Linked DNA regions of Homo sapiens: region 2 is linked to region 1. A link is an interaction called in ENCODE POLR2A ChIA-PET data of the cell type or tissue named here. Cell type or tissue: PC-3. All regions are shown on one strand. Each heading gives the region's core, and the rest is flanking DNA. Links, peaks and the distances in the headings are about the cores only. Region 1 has its middle 44 kb from the start of SNORA31B. Region 2 overlaps GTF2F2 (general transcription factor IIF subunit 2).

Region 1 (4,398 bases), core at 314-4,313:
TAAAAGTACAAAACTAGCCAGGCGTGGTGGCGCATGCCTGTAATCCCGGCTACTCAGGAGGCTGAGGCAGGAGAATTGCTTGAGCCCGGGAGACAGAGGTTGTGTTGAGCCAAGATCGCACCATTGCACTCCAGCTTGGGCAACAAGAGCGAAACTCCGTCTCAGAAAAACAAAACAAAACATTAGCCAGGTGTGGCGGTGGGCACCTGTAATCCCAGCTACTCGGGAGGCTGAGGCAGAGAATTGCTTGAACCTGGGAGGCAGAGGCTGCCGTGAGCTGAGATTGCGCCACTGCACTCCAGCCCGAGTGGCAGAGTGAGACTCCGTCTCAAAAAAAAAAAAAAAAAAAAAAAAAAAATTAGCTGGTTGTGGTGGCGCATGTCTGTAATCCCAACTACTCTGGGGGCAAATCTGGAGAATCACTCGAACCCGGGAGGTGGAGGTTGCAGTAAGCTGAGATTGTGCCACTGCACTCCAGCCTGGGTGACAAGAGCGAAACTCCGTATCAAAAATAAATAAATAAATAAATAAATAAATAAATAAAACTGCTATAAATCCTTCTATACAGGCTTTTGTGTGTGCATATATGTCTTCATTTCTCCTGGGTAAGCTTCTAGGAATGGGATTGCTGGGTTGCGTATGGTAGTGTGTTTAACTTTACAATAAACTGCCAAACTGTTTTCCAAAGAACCGGTATCCTTTGGCATTCCATGAACCATGTGTGCGTTCTGGTTGCTCTGCATGCTCGGTAGCACTTGACACTGTCAGGTTTCTAAAGTTTTAGCTATTCTGGCCGGGGGCAGTGGCTCACGCCTATAATCCCAGCACTTTGGGAAGCTGAGGTGGGCGGATCACCCGAGGCCAGGAGTTCGAGACCAGCCTGGCCAAGATGGAAAAAAAACCCATCTCAACTAAAAATACAAAAGTCAGCTGGGTGTGGTGAAGAACGCCTGTGATCCCAGCTACTTGGGAGGCTGGGGCAGGAGAATCGCTTGAACTGGGGAGGCAGAGGTTGCAGTGAGCCGAGATTGTGCCACTGCACTCCAGCCTGGGTGACAGAGATATACTCCGTCTCAAAAACAAAACAAAACACCCCCTTTCCCCACCAAAAAAAAAAAAAAAAAAAGTTTTAGCTATTCTGATAGGTATGCAGCATTCTTTTGTAATTTGCATTTCTCTAATGACCAATTATGCTGAGCAGCTTTTCATGTGCTTGTTCATCTATACCTTCTTGATGAAATGTATGTTCTCACATTTATTAATTTTTTTTCTTTTTTCTACCTCGCCTGGATATTGCCTGTTTTAAAACTGAATTGTTTTATTATTTTATTAAAGTTTTAAGAGACCTTTATATAGTCTGGATACAATCCTTTATATGCGTTTCACAAATATATTCTCCTTTATATGAAGTTTCCCTTTTAGCATCACTGGTGAGAGAACATTATTTCTGAAGTGCTAATTGGCAGTTTCATGCCAGTTGTGTCTCTTGGAGGTCAACATCTGACAAATGTCTGAACATATGGCTGAGCGAGTGCTCACAAATGTCTCAGCTGTGTCTTTGGGATAGGGGTGGAGGTAATTGGTAGTCCAGAGGGGAATCTGGGGGAGTAGGCAGGCTTGAAGGCACTTGGATAAGAGTTCATTTGGTAGCCTGCTACCATTCAATCATTTGTGCCTTTTCAAAAGTCCATCTTTTCTATGTCCACTAAGTTAACAAACATTCCTTAACAATGTATGAGGGAATTTTGATGTGGTTAGGTTCATCCATTTCCCATTCTGTATTTGCTGTGTTCTTGAACCCCTATGTCCACTCCCACAGGGTGTGCACACTAGGCTGTGACACCTCTGGGAGACCAACTACTCCAGATTTTTCACCTGCAAGTGGTAAGTCAGGCCAACTTCCGTTGGTGACCCGTTATCTCTGCTTGAAAAAAGATAAGGAGATTCTCCACTTTGGCCTCAGCTCTTAGCTAGGTTCTTTAGTCCAGCTAGGAGTTACTGAGCCTCCACCAAGAAGGTGAATCATTTGACCTCATTTAGCTCCTCCTCCTTATTTATCTTTATTAGAGCTTGCAGTGATGGAGAGTAAGTGATTGGGACCTCAAACTTCTAACACATAATTCTCTCAGGCTGTTTTGGAATGCTACTCTAATTAGACTATATTAAAGAAATGTGTTCAGGGATGAGTCAACAGGAAAAAGCCTGCTGCAAATAAAGGAGTCATTGAGTTGTTGGCATCAGTTTGCACCTGTGTGCAGAGCTGATGGAGGTTAGCCCCGCCTAACACCTCATCCATTCCACTTGGGCCCAGGGTCAGATTACCTGATTCCAAGTTGCTCTATTAGACTGAGAAAATACTTAACTTGTCAAGTCACAATCCTTTACAATCTGCTGTATCTGCAGGTACACTGAAAGTGTGTGCAGGTTCTCATTCAAACCACCTGGGGAAGTAAGGCTATTAGAATTCTCTTGTATTTGCTCTTTCTGTATTTCCTGCTCTTTGACTTTTATGAACTCCTAGACTTCTTTAAAACACAATTCATATACCAACTCCTAAGAAGCTTTCCTGATTCTCCAAAAATTTAACTAGTTGTTTCATTCTCTGTGCTACCCCATATTTTATATAATAGCCAACCCTGATAAAGTACTTTTTATGTGCCATGCAGTGTTCCATATATGAGCATTAAATTGACATTTAATTTTCATCACAATTCTATGAGATAGATACTCTTTAACATTTCGGTTTCACAGACAAGTAAACAGGCACTGATGGTAGGCAACTTGTTCAAAGTCCCAAGCTTTGAATGTAGGTAGCTCTTAAAACATTCTCCCATATATTTCTACTGCTGCACTTAAGACACTATGCTGCCATTTATTTGCTTCCCAGTCTTCTTCAATACCACAGCTCCCTAAATGCAAGGACCTGTCTTATTTGTTCGTCTCTGTATCCCCATTACCTGGGGGTCTCAAGCTGACGGACTTCCTTTGTGCTCACTGGGCCATGGCAAAGACCCCCAGCTGTGACCACCCAAGCCGGCAATTTTCTCATGAGCCTGGCATTGGAGAGTCATTGAGTCTTGGATGGAAATAAATCAAATACACTGGCCATCTGTGGTCATTAATGGGAAGTATCTCCTCATCTGAATCTACAGCAAAGACAGAACATCATTCCATAATAAGAAACTCTACAAAAGAAATAAACACTGGAAACCCAATCTCTACAGGCAAAGCAACTGAGGCAGAATCCTGAAGCAATTATTTTTGGTTCAGGAAAGGTAACTCTTGAGACTTTGCCACCAGCATTTAGTGAGGAGTCACTGAACCCTAGGGAGGTGAATGATAGCTGTGGGCACTGAGCAGTGGAGCACCCATTATCTAACACATGGTGGCCAGGAGCCTATGTTCCACAGTGCCATTCTGGGATTTGATCTGCCTCCTTTCCTTGGCTAGACCTGGGGCAGGTTCTACTGTATATTCTACTGTATGACCAAGGGCAGGTTCTTTAACCTTTCAGTGCCTCTGGACTCACATTGATAGAACACAGATAATAAGAGAACACAGATTACAGGGTGGCTGGGAGGATTAAATGAGTTATATGAGTTAAATGTTTAGCATGGTGCTGGACACACAGTAAGGGTCCAAGAAACATGAGCTATTATTCTTCCTTTTTATTTAGTAAGACAGGCAGAGAACTGGTAGTACGTATTATCACAAATACGTATCACCTCTACCCCTGTGCCTGGCACACAGTGGGCAGCAATGTTTTTTTGAGACGGAGTTTTGTTCTCGTTGCCCAGGCTGGAGTGCAATGGTGCGATCTCAGCTCACCACAACCTCCGCCTCCTGGGTTCAAGCAATTCTCCTGCCTCAGCCTCCTGAGTAACTGGGATTACAGGCATGTGCCACCACGCCTGGCTAATTTTGTATTTTTAGTAGAGATGGGGTTTCTCCATGTTGGTCAGGCTGATCTCGAACTCCCGACCTCAGGCGATCCACCCACCTTGGCCTCCCAAAGTGCTGGCCACCGTGCCTGGCAGCAATGATTTTTCACTGAATAAATAAATGGCAAAGTGGTTGACAGGCTTTTGTTCAAGGAAATACACTGGAATGGTAATCAGAAGTAAAGCTTAAATGTCAAGAGGACCAGCCCAGTAAGCTCTTAATTCAACATTCTATTGAGATCGTTGTATTACAGACATCCACTGTGTGTTCATAATAGATCAGCCTGAGGCACTGTATAAATCCTTTTGTGTCTTAAGAATTATCAATGATTAAATTATATTCAATGAGGTTTTAAAATTAAGTATACGTTACTGCATTCAAATACCTGAAACACTGGAAATCCATGAAGAGCACAAGTGGCAACAATGAATTAACTAGAGTCTTCTCATGGAGAGC
Region 2 (4,398 bases), core at 149-4,148, 110 kb after region 1:
AAAGGGAACCCAGCCTGCCTGACGAGTGTGCTACAAGAAAAAACTAGTACAGAGAATCCATTTCTGAGACTTGTGGGGCCTCAACCACAGAAAGAAAAAGGGGGACTGGCACGTGAGGGATAACCAGGAAAGAAGCCTCTGTGAGCTAGGCCTATTTTCCTCATTCATGTACAGAATTATTAACAAATTAAACCTGAAGAATAGCTACCAATAGTGAACAATCAGCAAAATGATTTCTAAAAATGAACTAAAAATTCTTCCATGGGACCATCTAAGAAAAAAGTAGACTACCTTTAAGCAAATCGGAGGAGGGAGACTATTTTTACATCAAGTAAGCAAAGCAACAACTTCACAGATTTTTGAGATATAGTAAACTCTTGTACTGCCCTGCTCTGGAGATGGAGGAAGAGTATAAACATAGAGAGAGAAAGGCATAATTCTGTTTCCCCACAGTACCAAGCAATTTTAAAAAACACTTAAGATCACAAAGCATCTTGAACGCTATTTTAGAGTCATCTGGGAAGGAGTGAAGTAAGAACATTGGGAAAGTGGCCGGGTGCAGTGATTCATACCTGTAATCCCAGCACTTTGGGAGGCCGAGGCAGGTGGATCACCTGAGGTAACAAAAGTTAGCCGGGCGTAGCAGTGGGCGTCTGTAATCCCAGCTACTCAGGAGGCTGGGGCAGGAGAATTGCTTGAGCCCGGGAGGCAGAGGCTGCAGTAAGCCGAGATTGCACCACTGTACTCCAGCCTGGGCAACAGAGCGAGACTGTCTCAACAAACAAATAAACAACACTAGGAAAGTGAAATGTAGTCTAAAAAACTAAACTGGTGGAAGCTGGAAGAGAGACATGGTCAAATTCTTAGAAATGGCAGGGTATGAAGAAGAAGGGGCTACATAAGGAGCTACCTCCAGAGAGAGGGAGGAGTCTAAAGCTTCAGCCAGCAGGGCGGCCATTTGTTACCTAAGGAGCTAGCATTATTCTCTCTAGTTTTCTAAATTAATAAGCTTGTGGTAGACTATTCAAACAATTAGGCATTCTCCCCAATACCATATCAATAGAAGCATCAAGAAAAGCTACCGCTAGCTTTTTGTACACTTAAGCTAACACAATGTGCTCAAGCTCACAAAGTTTTTTAAAAATTAAAAAACAGATGAAAAGCAACCCAAAAGACAATGCTTTTGGATGAGACATTTTCTCAACCTAAACTTTCCCTCTAGCTTTCAAAAGTGACCCAAAGACAATAATACTAAGTAAGTTTTTTTGGCTTATATAGCCGAAATATGAAGATCACTTAAAAGCAATACTGACTCATCCACAGGTTAATAGATTTATTTTATATTTACTTCTAAATACATACTAATTGTTTTTGTATTATACAGCTTTATAACATAAAATGTAAAGTTGCTGTTGTTTAAAACCTAATAATTGTCTTTAAGAACATCAGAGAGAAATGTTCATATACAAGTAATTGACATGCTTAAAATGTTCTTGGTTATTCATTTAAGGATTCCTTAAAGGATCTCTATTGACTAAGCTCTTTTACTCTGACTCATTATTTTACAGCAAAAGCAATGACTCCTTAAATCTACTGTGAAAAATAAAATATATTTCAAGGTGCCACTAGTTGAAAAGTATGACCCTTTCCTTTTTTAAGGTAGCCAGCAAGAAGAAGAAGAGAGGGAGGTATATGAAGGGAATTGATGCCATGATATCTGGATATCACCTTTGGTTTTTCTGGTTTTTTTTTTTTTTGTTTGTTTGTTTTTTTGTCTTTTGAGACAGGGTCTCACTCTGTTGCCCAGGCTGGAGTGTAGTGGTGTGATCTTGGCTCACTGCAACCTCCACCTCCTGGGTTCAGGCAATTTTCCTGCCTCAGCCTCCTGAATAGCTGGAACTACACTACCGGCACGTACCACTATGCCTGGCTAATTGCTGTATTTTTTGGTAGAGACGGGGTTTCACTGTGCTGGCAGGCTGGTCTCGAACTCCTGGGCTCAAGTGATCCTCCTGCTTTGGTCTCCCAAAGTGCTGGGATTATAGGCGTGACCCACCACGCCCAGATCACTTTCGTTTTTTGATGACTACATATGACAAAGACCACATCAGAGACCAGCAATTTACCAATACAAAAATATACTTCTTTTAAAGAAAAATCCATGCTTTCTTCAAGTCACTACACCCTTCTAAAGAAAACATTAGGACACAATAAAAAATTAATTAAATAAATTTTTATTGGATAAAAATTTATTAAAGCAACAAAGTAAGGTAACTTAGATGACTGACATGAAGTATAATAAACATGTAGAAATAAAAGTACAATTCATTTGGCTACAAACACACAAAACTTGAAAAAACAAAATGAGCAATCTTTTCCTTACACAAGCAGTATGGACCAAATTAGATCAGAGTTTATAATTACCACAAAAATACTCATTTAAACATTTGCTGACCAGCCAAAACTTTGCTTTGAGGAAGATATATTACACATACATACACACACATACGGAAAAAAATGACAAAATTATAACTGTCTAACTAAAACAGACACAAAATACGCATGAGTCTATAGTATAGACTAAAATTCTATAATGGACCTGAAAAGAAACTACGTATATTTTTAAAGCTCACCTATGAGTGTTTTTTAAGAAAAGAGATGTAACTGTGAAATCTAGACAATACAGAATAAAAATAAATAATTCAAGAATAAGATGACATGATCAAAAGCCAAGAAGAAAGTACAAACTTATTTATAATTTATACTAAGGTTAAACAGCAGGGAAATTAGTTGTGGAATGTTAGTCTTTACAGCCTTGATGAAGTGATAACACAACTAAGTAAAAATGAGACGTTATTTTGAGGATTATAATTTTCAAAATTTTCGTAACAGAGAATTGATAGATTGTCAAAAAGTGAAAAACATGGAGTTTTTAAAAAAGATAATATAATGACTCCAATTCTTTAATTCTTCACCCACATCTACACCCCCACCTCCCAACTTAAAAGAAACTCTTGGGAACTTGTATTTCTTGTGAAAAAGAGGCATTTATTTGATGTTAAGAAATTCCTTCAGTTCTTTTTCATCTGTTATTTCGAGTAAATTAACTATGCTGGTCTATATTCTCTATAATGGTGGGCTAACTTAATTTAGATAAAATCTCCCTCTGAAAAACAATTAAAAAGCTTAATAAAATCTTAAAGTATCAAAAAGACCACAAGATAATAAGAAATTACAAGCCCCAAATATGGGGAAAATGAGATTCCCTGTGGTCATGAGCCAATACAAGGAAAATGAGACTCTTTGTTTAGACAGCCTCCCAAGGCATGAGGGACATAAATCAAAGTCCAGTGCCTATACAAGGTAGAAAGTCTAACAGGAGTTCATTTCCACAAAAAATTAAAATCCCAAAGGACTATATACCTTCAGGGCAGTGATAAGAAGGAAATTTTAAAAGCTCCTGATAAACTAACTAGGGTGACCCAGAGTCCTAGTTTGCCACAGACAGTCTAGTTACACCCCAAGTATTGGCATGCTTAAAAATAGTGCTCCTTTTTACTCTCAAAAAGATTCCACCTTGTAACCAGGTAAGCTACATGGTCACTGTAATGATCACCTAATTTCAATCCCTGGATACCCCATCAAAGAAATCTCAAGCCTTGAGCATGGTTTAATGTGATAATGGTAGACTATCTCTGAAGATGACTGAAAACAATCCCTTTCTTCCCTGTACTTGCACACCGCTAGTTTCATCAAGAGGTGGGGTCTATTTTATTTTCCCTTGCTTTGAATCTGAGCAGGTCCTGTGACTTGCTGTGACCAACAGATGCAGCTGAAGTGATGCTGCACCAGTTCCAAGCCCAGTCCTTAAGAGACTTAGCAGCTTTTGCTTTTGCTTTCTTGGAAAACAGCCACCATGTAAAGAAGCATGGGCTAGACCTACTAAATGACGAGAGCACTAAAGAGAAACCACAAAGGACAGAGCAAAGGTACCCCAACCCACATGCACCAACTCTCAGGCAATAAGTGAAGCAGTCCTGGACACTGCACCCTAGCCAACCCCCCAGCTGAATGCAGATGCATGAGTAACTCCAGTCAACATCATGTGAACAGTAGAGCCCCCAGCTTAATCCAGCCAACTCACAGATTCATGGAAATATGACATCATTGTTGTTTTAAGGCCCCAGTTTGGTGGTGATTTGTTATAAATTACTGAAACAGTGGATCAAAACTGGTAGTGGTCTGTAGTGCTTGGGTGAGAGTAGGTACATAACTTTCATTTAAAGTCACATGTTTGGTAAACGGAATTTGAGGAGAAAAAGAAAAAAAGAAAAAAATTTAAAGAAAGTCATGTTATTCCTATAAATAAATATAATGCCAAACACGAAGCTTTGAAAC

The links. ChIA-PET counts read pairs that join two places held together with the same protein. Peaks named below come from ENCODE experiments on the same cell type or tissue, not always from the same donor. Only the 100,000 strongest peaks of a DNase experiment are listed, where the experiment ranks them.
Region 2: POLR2A ChIA-PET joins it to region 1 with 5 read pairs; 3 of 35 experiments call an interaction of 5 or more read pairs at or near these places.

What each region holds. Positions count from the first base shown.
Region 1 is chr13:45,290,212-45,294,609 of GRCh38, reverse strand. No RefSeq gene overlaps it. Among named protein-coding and RNA genes, the nearest start is that of SNORA31B, 44 kb to the left of the region's middle. In PC-3, for the core only: no CTCF peak of the experiment used is centred there; a DNase peak (open chromatin) is centred at 2,279.
Region 2 is chr13:45,178,549-45,182,946 of GRCh38, reverse strand. All of the region lies in intron 4 of GTF2F2 (general transcription factor IIF subunit 2), which reads right to left. Among named protein-coding and RNA genes, the nearest start is that of KCTD4, 20 kb to the left of the region's middle. In PC-3, for the core only: no CTCF peak of the experiment used is centred there; no DNase peak of the experiment used is centred there; H3K27ac peaks cover 607 bases.